Linked DNA regions of Mus musculus: regions 2 and 3 are each linked to region 1. A link is a contact called in ENCODE Hi-C or POLR2A ChIA-PET data. All regions are on one chromosome and are shown on one strand. Each heading gives the region's core, a stretch centred on a gene start or an enhancer-like site at or near the end of the contact. The rest is flanking DNA. Distances are from core to core; before and after follow the strand shown.

Region 1 (3,982 bases), core at 1,435-3,934:
CTCAAGTGTCTGCTCCAGGAAAACGTCCTCTCACCAGACAGCTTCCAGAAAAACTTCACATGCCCTCTAAGAAGACAGCTTCCGGAAAAAGATCACGTGCCACAGTTGAGTTTCCAAAGAAACCAGGAATTTCACTCCATGACTACAAGTTGGTGGCTGTTTGGAGAGGCTTAGGAAGTGTGGCCTTGGTAGAGGAAGTATGCCTCTTGGGGCGGGGCCTTAAGAGTTGTCAATTTGGCCGGGCAGTGGTGGCACATACCTTTAATCCCAGCACTTGGGAGGCAGAGGCAGGCAGATTTCTGAGTTCGAGGCCAGCCTGGTCTATAAAGTGAGTTCCAGGACAGCCAGGACTATACAGAGAAACCCTGTCTCGAAAAAACAAAAACAAACAAACAAACAAACAAAAGCATTGTTAATTACTCGCACCATCTAGAGCTTGCACTCTCTCCCCACTTCCCTCTCTGCCCCTCCTCTCTTTCCTCCCTGTTTGCAGTTTGAGGTGTGAGCTCTCAGTTGTCAACTTCTACCTTCAGCGTCCATGCCTGCCTGTTCTTACACTCCCCCACCACAATGGGACTTCCTACCCCTCTCAAATGTAAACCCCAAATAATCCCTCCCTTCTATAAGTTGCCTTGGTCAGGATGTTTTATCACAGCAACAGAAAAGTAACTAAAGACAGACCTCAGCCTACAGCTGCCCACTAAAACAACTTCACCATCAGCCTAAGGAAGCCACCTGTAGTCTCTGAGAAGAGATGTCATACTGTATTCTTGCTCTCCACTTCTCAAAATGTGCACATCTGAAGCAGGAGAGAGACAATGCCATTTTATCGCAGATAAGAGGTGCTGGGGAGTTAAAGAATCCAGGTGTTCATCCTGTCAGTAATGGAACACAAATGATAGTCTCAGCTTAATGGACAGGATGTGACTGGAAAGAATCCCTTGCAAAGGTCTTGTGGGGACAGTGGGGACAGTGGGGACATATATATCCAAGAGTCAGCAATAAGGTTGCGCTTGCTTGTAAAGAAGTACAAGCAGAATTCTAGTGGACAGAGCTGGAAATGATCAGAAACACAGACTTGTGGGGGCTGGAGAGATGGCTCAGAGGTTAAGAGCACTGACTGCTCTTCCAGAGGTCCTGAGTTCAATTCCTAGTAACCACATGGTGGCTCACAACCATCTGTAATGAGATCTCATATCCTTTTCTGGGGAGTCTGAAGACAGCTACAGTGTACTTACATATATAATAAATAAATGTAGCCGGGCGTGGTGGCACACGCCTTTAATCCCAGCACTCGGGAGGCAGAGGCAGGCAGATTTTTGAGTTCAAGGCCAGCCTGGTCTACAAAGTGAGCTCCAGGACAGCCAGGGCTATACAGAGAAACCCTGTCTCGAAAAACCAAAAAAGCAAAAAAAAAAAAAAAAAATGTTTAGAAAGAGAGAAAGAAAGAAAGAAAGAAAGAAAGAAAGAAAGAAAGAAAGAAAGAAAGAAAGAAAGGCAGACTTTTATCCCAACAGTCGGGAGGCAGAGGGCAGGTGGATCTCTGAGTTCGAGGCCAGCCTGGTCTACAGAGTGAGTTCCAGAGCAGCCAGGGCTACACATAGAAACCCTGTCTCAAAAAGAAAAGAAAAAAAAAATCAGGCAGGAGAAGTAGTGTGGAGTCATAAGCCTTAGAATGCTGCTCCAGGATGCCTGATAGACTTCTCTCAAGCAAACGAACGACACCAGACTTGTAGACAAACTCCAGTGTCCACAGCCCTGAACAGTGTGAATGGCGCACATCGGGGGCCCGATACTCACCAAAGCTCAGGATTCTCTCCCCTGCAATCTGGAGGCCTTCTCTTGCTTCCTGGCCTTTAATCCCACTGTTGGATGTGGGGGGTTGTCAAACACCTTCCTGTTTTTTCAGCCTGGTCACAAGACACTAGCAGGCTGGGCCAGACTAGACACTGACAGTCAGTTTTGCTGATAATAAGCTGCTATCTCAGGGAGATACTTCTTGGACTGGCTCCAAGGTGACTGTGAAATTCTGTCCCTCCCTAGTGGTCAAATGATCTCAACACTTAGGCTCCGGATGGGTACAACACTTCAACATTCAGGGCATTAGGGCTCAAATGCAGTCAAATAGCTGATGGAGGTCCTACACAAGCTGCCTAGCTCTCCTAGCATCCCCCAGTCTCTGCTTGTTTTCAGGATCCTCCTGGTTGGCGTGCCTGGTTCCCTGACCTAAACCTTCTCCAGCCCAGGGCCTGGGCCACCCTTCTTCTAGTGGTTCTTCTCTATAGAATGCAGTCATTTTGGCTAAGCTGGTCTTTTTACCCTTTTGCACTTTTGGTCTCATGGCTTTCCCCTCTCCCCTCCCATGACCCAGCTCAGGGTCTTGTTCACTCTGGGCCCTTCCAAATGCTTTTCTGGCTAGGCTCTTCTCCATATCTACAATAAACTTTCTCCTCCACCATACCTAGGGGCTGTCATGGCCTCCTTTTTATTTCTTTTTTTCCTCACTCAGGCAGGAGCTGAGGCAGGGCAGGGTGTTCACTCCAGGCCCCAGCTCAATCTTCACCTCAAATCCTCACTGGAAAGGTTAATTATTCAGAAGCTGTAGAGCTCAGGAGCATCACCCAGGGGGCAAACCTCACTCTTGCAATAGAGGAGCCATAAAGGCCAGTTAATAATCAGCCCCGGGGCAGAGACAGCTTAGAAGGGCCTCCAGCTTTAGGCTTTATAGATACCTGGCCCACCCTTCCCCAGTCAGCAGGCTGATCTGGAAGTATAAACAAGAAAGGAGGCTGACGGCTCTAGAAGTCCCCAACCTGTTGTGATCTTCAGTAGACAAACACTCCTGGTGTGTCACAGGATTCAGGTACATGGCAGTGGCCAGGGCGAAGGGTAGCAAGACAGAACCAGGGACCTCCTGGGAGCCTGTCTCTCTTTGTAGGGCCTTGTTCTTTGGCTAATTTTCCCCCAGAGTCCAAATTGCCTCCTCTCTCTCCTTCCTCCTTCCCTTCTTCCTTGCCTTCCTTCCCCTCCTTCCTTTTCTCTTTCTCCTGACATTCACCAATGTAGTGGTCTCTACTATCTCACTTAAATTTCGGTTGAGACAGCTCCCACATCTATGTCCAATTTGGAGCCTTCCTCTGGGGCCACACACGCACAGGTAACTGATCAACAACTCCGAGTCTCCTGCTCAAATCTACTCCCCACTCCTTTATCCAACAGCAGCGCCATCCTGGGCTCCCAGTAAGGGATGGGTGGGGGACGGGGTCCTGTTTTGGCTGCAGTGAAATGTGGGTGATGTCAAAATTAGCTCAGATCCTTAAGGGTTCCCCCCACGCCCCCACGCCTGTAAAGATCTGTCACAGGAGTGGGAGGTGAGCAAGTGGAGAAGGAAAGGAAGCCTGGGCTTCCACAGCACTGAGGCTCTCGTCAGAAAGGTTAGGCCATCAGGGTCTTGTGACTGGAAGTGGGTGATAGCCTGGCTGGTGAGGTTGGGGGAACTTGTAGCTGAGAGAAGTTGGGGACATGGGATCTTCTGATTCTATACAACAGGCCTGGAAGTTGCAAGCCTGTGTTCTAGTGACAGTCCTGCCATTGGCTCTGGTGTGGTCCTCTGGGGCTCATCCTATTCATGTGTATAATAGGACATGGGTGTTGGTAGTGGATGGATTATTTTAAAGGATCTTAGCAGCTCAAGACACAATGTGAGGTGTTTGTTTGTTTGAGACAGGGTCTTTCAGTGTAGCCTTGACTATCCTGGAACTCTCTCTGTAGATCAGGCTGGTCTCAAACTTACAAAGATCTGCCTGCCTCTGCTTCCCGAGTGCAGGGATTAAAGGCATGCACCACCACAGCCCGGCTGTTTGTTTATTTATTTGCAATGCTGGGATTGAAACTGGGGCTTCACACATACTAGGCATGTGCCACCACCCAGCTGTTTGTTTATTTGTTTACTTGCAATGCTGGGGATTGAACCCAGGGCCTC
Region 2 (4,137 bases), core at 1,268-3,767, 33 kb after region 1:
GAGTGGCCGCTGCATCCAGATGTGGTTTGACTCAACCCAGGGCAATCCGAATGAGGACGTGGTGAAGTTTTATGCTTCCTTTATGACATCTGGGACTGTGCCCCATGCAGCAGTACTTCTTGTGCCCAGCCTGGCCCCAGTGCTGTCATTATGGCTCCCTGGCTGAGAGGTCAGTCTTCCTCTCTAGATTTCTCCTCTATCTACCCTTGGTCTGGTTCAACTCTTCAAAGAATAAGGAAGTCTTGAGCCTGCTTCCACCCCTCTCCTCTGTCATCCAGTTCCTGATCCATGTTGGGGGTTGGGGTTTCTACAATCATTTTCAATAAATCTATGACACATCTGGGCCTAATGAATTATTGTCACTGTGAGCTTGTGAGTGGGTGGGGACAGATCCTTTCCAGTCAGAGTAAATAGTGTTTCAAAACTCACCATCACTATACAAATGTTCATTGTAAGTTCCCTCCTCCTAGAAGGTGGATGAACCGAGCGTCTGTGCTTCAGTAGCCTGTAGGAATCTAGTTGCTTCTCAAATAACAGGAAGATCCAGGATTTTTAAATTATATCATTCTCAAGCATTATCCCATCATGGGCTGAGAACATAACTCAGTTGGAAGAGTGCTTGCCTGGAGAGCTTGAGTCCAACAAAAACAAAAATACATCTCAGGGGGCTGGAGAGATGGCTCAGTGGTTAAGGCCACTGACTGCTCTTCCAGAGGTTCTGAGTTCAATTCTCAGCAACCACATGGTGGCTCACAACCATCTGTAATGGGATCTGATGTGTCTGAAGACAGCTACATTGTGCTCATATACATTAAATAAATAAATAAAATAATTAAAAAAAAAAACAAAAACAAAACACATTCCCTATTCCCATCATGTGTCTGCTTAGCTCTGTTCTCAGCTTACAAAGGGGAAGCTGGAAACGGGAGTCCAGCAGAGATTCTGGAGAAAGGGGTAAAAATTCACACTGCCTACTATGATATAGATTGACTGGGTTGGGGTCCCTTGGACGAGGATAGTCCATTAGGAAGTCAATCTGGAAGATACAGAAGAAACAAAAGCTTGCATTTCGCCCAGTGCTGTATCCTACTGATGAAGCCAAAGAAACTATTAGTGGCTTCCCAGAGGCAGAAGCACCCTCTAGCCTTCGGCTAAATTGTATTTGTGTTTATTCTGAGTGTGTGCCTAGGTGTGTGGGCTGCATGGATGACTTGGCACAGGTGTGGAAGTCAGAGGACAACATGCAGGAGCTCTCTCCTTCCACCACATGGGTCCCTGGGGTTCAACTCAAAGTCTTCAAACTTGGCAAAAGCGCCTTTACCTGTTAAGCCATCTCACCCCAATGACACAGTCTTTAGCATCGCCGTCCTCTCAGGAAGCTGTAAATATATTGATTTTGGAGGGTCGTGACAGCTTTTCTCCAACTCGTTCTCCTTTCTTTCTTTGAGGCCACATCTCTTATGTAGTCTTGGATGGGCTGGAAGTCTAGACCAAGGAAGCTGGCTTACAACTAGGTAGAGTTCCATTTGCTTCTGCCTCCTGTGGGTCGGGAATACAGGCATAGGAAAGTAAGACCCCACTGCACACCCCCGGGATCTGGGGTGGGCGTCCTCCATTCCCGGCGGGAGGAGCTGGGTACAGATTGGAGGATGTTACTTTATTTAAGCCCTGGCAGGACCAGGAGAAACAGGTAGGTGGGTGGAGGATCTCTGTTTTTGTATTTATCTGTTCTGGAAGGTCCCTACAGACCCGTCACGTCCCAGGCTTTGTTCTAGATGGGTTAAGCCAATGCAAATTGGCTTATCCTCTAAACAGAGGGAAACTCCTCAGGGTTGACCCCAGGCTCGGTCAACAGGTTCAATTTACCAGAGCGAAAGTTCTCTCCCAGGTTAAAGGGATGCTCCTGACAGACTCTAGGAGTTGGTGGTTGTAGGCAAGCGGCTAGAGGCCTGCGCCTTTAAGGAGCCAGGGGGCAGAGGGGCGGGGCAGGAAGAGAAATCCTTGGAGACGCCACCACCATCCAGGTCTTTTTTTAGGGGGGAAATAGGGCGGGCCAAAGCCCTGTTTGGGTTCCGCCCCGTCTTCTCCCGCCGGGTCCCCTTTTCCGCCCCAGGGGTCGGTGGATGGGAGGTCTTAGCAGCCAGAGTCTTAGGAGCTCCCTGCTCGCACCTGGCCCACGGAAGCGCAAGTTTGTTGATTTGGAGGGAGTAGCCGGAGCGGGGGCGGTGCTAATAATACCCGTTCAGTCCCCAGTCGCGCTTTACAGTTTACACAGCTGTCACCTTCGTTACTCCTTAATTAATAATAAAAATAGCCGCCGTCCCGGAGCGCACGCTGCATGCCAGGCCCTGAGCTTTACAGGCAGAGCCCCAATGAGCCCGCCCTCGTAACGTTACCCCAGTTATCGAAAGCGAGAAGCTCGGGCGCACTGAAGAGCCAAGGCTGTCCCGAGGTCACTCTGCGGGCGTGCGGCGGAGACCGGGACGCGGGCGGACGAGGCGGGGCGCGGGCGGGGCGGAAGGCGCGGGGTGCGCGGTGGCGGCGGATGGCCATCTTAAGTGGCCGCGGGGAGTCCAGGGAGGCTTCCCCGGGCTAGGAGTCAACCCGAGTCGCCCTAGAGGTGGGGCCTGCGTTCGGTAGTTGAGGCTCTGAGACTTGAGGGAACTTTTTTTCTAGGTAGTCGAGGGGGTCCTCCTGGTCTGGGACTGCAAAACCTGGGCCTGCGGGTGTGGGGCGTGGTGCCAGGCAATTTGGTGGAGATGGGGGAAGGGTTTTGCCAGGCTGGAGGGCCTGCGGGGACCGGTGCGTGAAAGGCACCTCGAGCGCGCGCGTATGTGTGGGGTGGGGTATCGGATCTCTTTGGGATCTTGTGGGATGTGTCAGGAATCGTTTTGGGGGGTTCAGGTCTGAAGGGGCCTCTGACCTTATAGGAGTTACGAGAACTTGTTCTCTTGGATGTTGTAGTAGTTGTGGATGTCTATCCTGGAGCCTTGCTTTCCGAACCTTGATCCCGCAAGGCTGTGGGGGTGCCGAGTAGAAGAGATGTGTGTAGTAGAATCAGATTTGCATAGGGATTAGGGGTCATCTCATTGCGAATCGTTGGAAGGATTGAATTCACCAGCGAGAACTTGGACTCACAAGTTGTCCCGGAGCGGGTACCGGGGAACTGGATCTTCTTGAGGTGGGGGGACAAAATAATTGTGGGACTTGGGAGGTGCTGGTCTTGCGGGTCCTGTAGGGCTGTCGGAGCATCGTCCTTGCCGAGAGAGGCTGGGGGCAGGGGCGGCCCGGGCTCTGGGCCGAGTGGAGGGGGAGGGGACCGGCCAGCTCCTAGCTCCGTTCCCGCCCCTCCCCCGCCGCCTCTGAACAAACTTTTCTTTCTCTTCAAGTTGAGGCCGGCGCTGCGGGCGGCGGCGGCTGCGCGGAGATCCAGGCGGTTGGCGCGGCCAAGCGTGGAACCCACATACTGGGTTCTCTCGGGCTGGTGGATCCTTAGTCCCGGGACCCGGGCCCAACCTCGACTTCAAGCTTCCCCGGGCGGATGGCGCGGAGCGGCAGGCATCGGCGGCGCTGAGCCCTGCGTGGGCCATGGCCTCAGTGTGTGGGACACCGAGTCCCGGGGGTGCGCTAGGCAGCCCGGCCCCAGCCTGGTATCACCGTGACCTGAGCCGCGCTGCTGCGGAGGAGCTCCTGGCTCGGGCGGGCCGCGATGGCAGCTTCCTGGTGCGAGATAGCGAGAGCGTGGCGGGGGCCTTCGCACTCTGCGTCCTGTGAGTAGGGCGGGCACACGCCGAGTGTTCCTTGGTTGTGGTGGCAATCGTGGTAGTGGGGTGACTGTAGCTGGTGGGGCTGCAGCCCTGTCTCCAGGGGAGACCTTGACTTTATCGCTGGGTGGAGGAAGGATACAGGGGAGCACTTCCTGCTGTGCCTGGAGCACTTTCTGAGGCCCGAGGCCAGAGTTCTGAAGCTCAGGGTGGGTGTGATGGCAAGAAACAGTGGCAGACGGCGGTAGACCAGCTTAGACTTTCTCCCAGATGTACAGGGAAAGGATGCATGCTCCACATGAGTGCAGTTCGTTTTAAAGCACTGCAGTAGGGGGCAGAGAGACCAGTGTTTGGACGCCTGGGCAATTCTGCG
Region 3 (4,218 bases), core at 376-2,875, 35 kb before region 1:
GGACTGGGGATATGACCCTGGGGTTTGATCTCTACGACTGCATAAAACTGGACATAGTGAGTGACATATGCCTAGGATCCCAGCACTCAGGGAGAAGCAGAACCAGAAATTCAAGGTCATCCTCAACTGTATGGCAGGTCTGCAGCCAGTCTGGGCTTCAGGAGACCTTTTTAAAAACAAACCAAACCAGCCAGAAATGAGAATCTGTAAAGAGGAAGGTGGAATTTTAGCTTTCCCTCCATAACTCTGCTGTTAGGCAGGGATATCTGCCTTCTTCTTCCTTTTCTGTTGTTTTGTGGTGGGTTCCTATTTTTGCAGTTCTAGCCTTTAGCATGACAGAATGAAGTGAAAGTTACGGCCACAGGCATGTCAAACTCAGGTCAAGCAATGAATGAGGTTCAGGAAGCACTCACCCCGACACAAATCACATTCTCCTGAACTGCAGGGTTCACTGGGGGGAAGAACACCTTCCCAAGTACAGCGACACCACTTATGTCTCTGACTGTATCCTCCACTAGACCGGGTGAAACTGTTCTCTGTGGCACGGTGCCTACTGTGTGTAGACATCAGGGCTCAGGCTTCGAGGCAGCTGTTAAGAGGAATGGCCAGGGGGCTGACACCCAGCCTTGCAAAAGTCTTCCCCTCCTCAAAAGCGTCTAGGCAGGGAAGGGACTGTAGTAGAGAGGAATGAGATGCACCAAGGGGAAGATGGAAATTTAAAAACAAGACACTGAAGTCTCTCCAAGTCGATGCTTTCTCGAAAAGAGTAAGATCTACAATCACATTCTTCAGAGAGGAACTCTCTAGCTCGAGGAACCCTCAGGCACCAGGCAGGGAACAGCAAACCAAACTCATAAATCAAATCCCCTTTCCTCTATATCGGTCAAAGCAAACTCTATTGCTCCCCAACGTCCCGATGTCTTCGCTCTATTAATTCTTCACTGGCCAACTCAAATGACAGTAACTTGGTGTCAACTTTTGACACCAAGCCAACAGTGGCAGAACAGTTGACAGAACACACAGAAATTCCTGATTTATCTCGGGAGACTGAGAGCCTCAAATTACCTATCTCTACAATGGGTCCACTAAGCCAAGCTGCAGTGAAGACAGAGGAATCTGTGAGCGCGAATGTTTCCCGAGAACCCAGTCTGAGGATTCGAGTGGTGAGATACGAGGGGACTGGAGAGTGGAAGGGGAGGGGCCGAGTCAGGCGGCGACCGCCGCAACCCTAGGCAGAAGTAAGACTAGGATCTTTAAGAGGGTAGGAGCCCGGCTGGCCGTCCTCTCTGTAATCTGTCCCCTCCAGGCCTCCGTACTCGGTGAGCCTGCAGTCCGGCTCCCCGCCACTGCGGGCTTTATTCTGGGCCCCGAGCCCCGCGGTCGTAGCCCACAGTCCCAAACCCCGTCCGCCGCTGTCGCACCTGGTCCGAGTCCTCGTTTTCGCTGCTATAGCAGCACCCCATGGCGGGGTCGGGCCGGGCGCTCAGGCGGCGCCGAGGAGGGACGGCGTCCGTCAGGAGCCTTTCCGGTCACATGACCCGCGGCTGCCTCTCGCTCCCCTCCCCCTCGCCTAGCCTGTCCTAAAGCCGCTCCGGCGCCACAGCCAAATCTTGCCTTCCGGTCCCGCCTCGCCGCGTGACAATCGCCAACCAATGGAAAAGTGCGTCCTACGTGAGCGGACCCGCGGCACGTGATAGGAAGGCAGGCGGGGCGAGTCACATGATTTTGTTGTCCTAGTCTCTAACTCCGAATCCTTGCGTCCCTTAGCTTTAGTGGCCAGTGCAGTGCGACGAGTTGTGTGGTCACATGGTGTCAGGGCCACCTTTGTGGGCCCAGTGCTATATCAAGATAAATTCTTAAGTGCCATGCAAGTGGCGAGTAGCGTACTGGAGGGAGATGTACTTCACTCAGAACTCTTTGCTAGTTTCTTTGTCCTTTATGTGTGCGAGAGAGACCAAGGTCTCACTACGTAGCCCTCACTGACCTGGAATTTGCTGTGTAGCCCAGGCTGAACTCGAATTCAGAGAGCCACTTACCTCTGCCTTACCAGTATTAAACGCATATGTATTTTTATTTTGAGTATGTGAGTGTGGAGGTCACAGAATAACTTCTAAGAGTTGGTTGTATCTTTCCACCATGAGGGTCGTAGGAATTGTTAGATTGGCAAACTTTGGGGCAGGCACAGTTTAGCCATCTCTCTACTCAAGTATTTGGCAGTTTCTTGACTAAGGTGAATTCTGCCTGAGTAGGCAGATGGCAGACACTTCTCTTTCCAAATCAGGGATTAGAGTATTCAAAGTCTCAATACAAACTTTTCTTCCTGATTGCCTTTTCTGATTCTCTTCTGAGCACTTCTCTTTACTTAATCTGGTGCCACTCACTTATTAACAAATCATAGGGCTAGAGACAACGCAGTGATTAAGAGCACTGGCTGCTGCTCCCCCAGAAGGCCCAAGTTCAATTCCCAGCACCTACATGGTGACTTACAATCATATATAGCTCCAGACCCAGGAGAAACAATGCCCCTTCTGGCCTCTGGCAGCAGGCAAGTACACACACACAGTGCACAGACACATACGTGCAGACCAAACACTCATACACATAAACTTAATTTAAAAGACATACCCCAGGGCTGGAGAGATGGCTCATCGGATGAGAGCTCTGACTGCTCTTCTGGAGGTCCTGAGTTCAAATCCCAGGAACCACATGGTGGCTCACAACCATCTGTAACAAGATCTGATGCCCTCTTATGGTGTGTCTGAAGACAACTACAATGTAGTTACATAAAATAAATAAATGAAATCTTAAAAAAAATTAAAAAAAAAAAGACATACCCCAGGGCTGGAGAGATGGCCCAGTGGTTAAGAGCACCGACTGCTCTTCCGAAGGTCCTGAGTTCAAATCCCAGCAACCACATGGTGGCTCACAACCATCCATAATGAGATCTGACACCCTCTTCTGGTGCATTTGAAGACAGCTACAGTGCACTTAGATATAATAAATAAATCTTAAAAAAATACATACCCCAAATATTTATTGTCTATAGTGTGCCACTCTAGTGTTCAGTTTGGATAGGTAGCTGGGCAGAAAACAGCCCAAGATCCAGACCATGGAATCCCTAGTCAGGTGGTCAGTGTATTCTATAGTTGTGTTTTTTAGTTCATTTCTTCTACCACATGTGAGTAACTGAGAGACAAGGACAGAGTCTGACTTTACTCTGTAACTGATACCCTAACACTTACTTACAGAAAACTTGGGGAGCTGGGCATGGTGGCGCAGGCCTTTAATCCCAGCACTTGGGAGGCAGAGGCAGGCGGATTTCTGAGTTCGAGGCCAGCCTGGTCTATAAAATGAGTTCCAAGACAGCCAGGGCTATAGAGAGAAACCCTGTCTCAAAAAACAAAACAAACAAACAAACAACCCAGAAAACTTGGGTTTTGAATTCAGTAAATAATTTTCAATTACTTTGGTTTACACCATGCCGCATGTCCTGATCCCAAGGGGTTAGAAAAGTCACCTAGTAATATTTATTAATTCTTCAGATTAAGACCCTAGAGTTCTGCTAAGTTTCTCAAAGGCCTGAGAAATAGGAGGCAGCTGAAGTTTGGTAACCTGAACTGCAGGTCTCAGGTAACAACAGCCTCAACATCAATAATTGAAATCAGGTCCAGCCTCCATCCTTGGGGTTAGTCCTCTGAAGGACTCCCATTCCGGTACCTGGTCTTTCTTAGGAGCCTTCAGCTCAGGTAAGCAGGGCCTTGTGGGTTCTCAGGTACATCAATTCATGCCCACATCACAAATGCTTCACATTCCTTCATACAATCTAGATTTTAACAGACACCCCTCTTCCAACCAAGGGTCTTGCAAAAATAGCCTATCAGGCTCCGATCTAAGGGGAGGAGCAGGGGGGGAAAGAACAGCTATCCCCTATAGGTGGTCCTGGAGAAGAAAGCTGAATGGTGAGAATGTGTGGTGTGTGCATGTACATATTTGCACTTACAGAGAATTCTCTTTGGAGGGGGATACAAATATAAAAATACAGGACTGGAGAAAATACACAGGACCAGGGAGGACCCACACCTCCAGGGAAGAGCAAACAGAAAATCCTTGGATAGAAAAAACAAACACTCCACTCTAACATGGTATAGAGGGTGGATTTATTTTTGAGATAGGGTCTCAAATGTAGTACAGGTTGGCTTCAAACTTTGGATCTCCTAC

What was found. Hi-C counts contacts between places; a loop is a spot of excess contacts on that map. ChIA-PET counts read pairs that join two places held with the same protein, here RNA polymerase II (POLR2A).
Region 2: POLR2A ChIA-PET joins it to region 1 with 72 read pairs in embryonic stem cell. The contact joins the promoter of Inppl1 here to the promoter of Folr1 in region 1. POLR2A ChIA-PET finds 5 or more read pairs at or near these places in 4 of 5 experiments (Patski and embryonic stem cell).
Region 3: POLR2A ChIA-PET joins it to region 1 with 34 read pairs in embryonic stem cell. The contact joins the promoter of Lamtor1 here to the promoter of Folr1 in region 1. A Hi-C loop is called at or near these places in 3 of 37 maps with a recorded cell type or tissue (left cerebral cortex and mouse trophoblast stem cell). POLR2A ChIA-PET finds 5 or more read pairs at or near these places in 5 of 5 experiments (Patski and embryonic stem cell).

What each region holds. Positions count from the first base shown.
Region 1 is chr7:101,869,490-101,873,471 of GRCm38, reverse strand. Folr1 (folate receptor 1 (adult)) reads left to right here and starts at 2,684. Exons shown (of 7, transcript NM_001252554.1): 1 at 2,684-2,863. Gm35597 (a long non-coding RNA gene) reads right to left here and starts at 2,761. Exons shown (of 3, transcript XR_378387.3): 1 at 1,801-2,761; 2 at 736-875.
Region 2 is chr7:101,836,204-101,840,340 of GRCm38, reverse strand. It overlaps Inppl1 (inositol polyphosphate phosphatase-like 1), which reads left to right and starts at 2,517. Exons shown (of 29, transcript NM_001122739.1): 1 at 2,517-2,620; 2 at 3,390-3,770. The coding sequence starts at 3,589. It overlaps Gm10602 (a long non-coding RNA gene), which reads right to left and starts at 4,083. Exons shown (of 2, transcript XR_003946663.1): 1 at 2,924-4,083; 2 at 1-1,539. Folr2 (folate receptor 2 (fetal)) reads left to right here. Exons shown (of 5, transcript NM_008035.2): 5 at 1-353. The coding sequence ends at 166.
Region 3 is chr7:101,903,244-101,907,461 of GRCm38, reverse strand. It overlaps Lamtor1 (late endosomal/lysosomal adaptor, MAPK and MTOR activator 1), which reads right to left and starts at 1,625. Exons shown (of 5, transcript NM_025605.3): 1 at 1,422-1,625. The coding sequence starts at 1,463. It overlaps Tomt (transmembrane O-methyltransferase), which reads left to right and starts at 1,103. Exons shown (of 4, transcript NM_001081679.1): 1 at 1,103-1,163.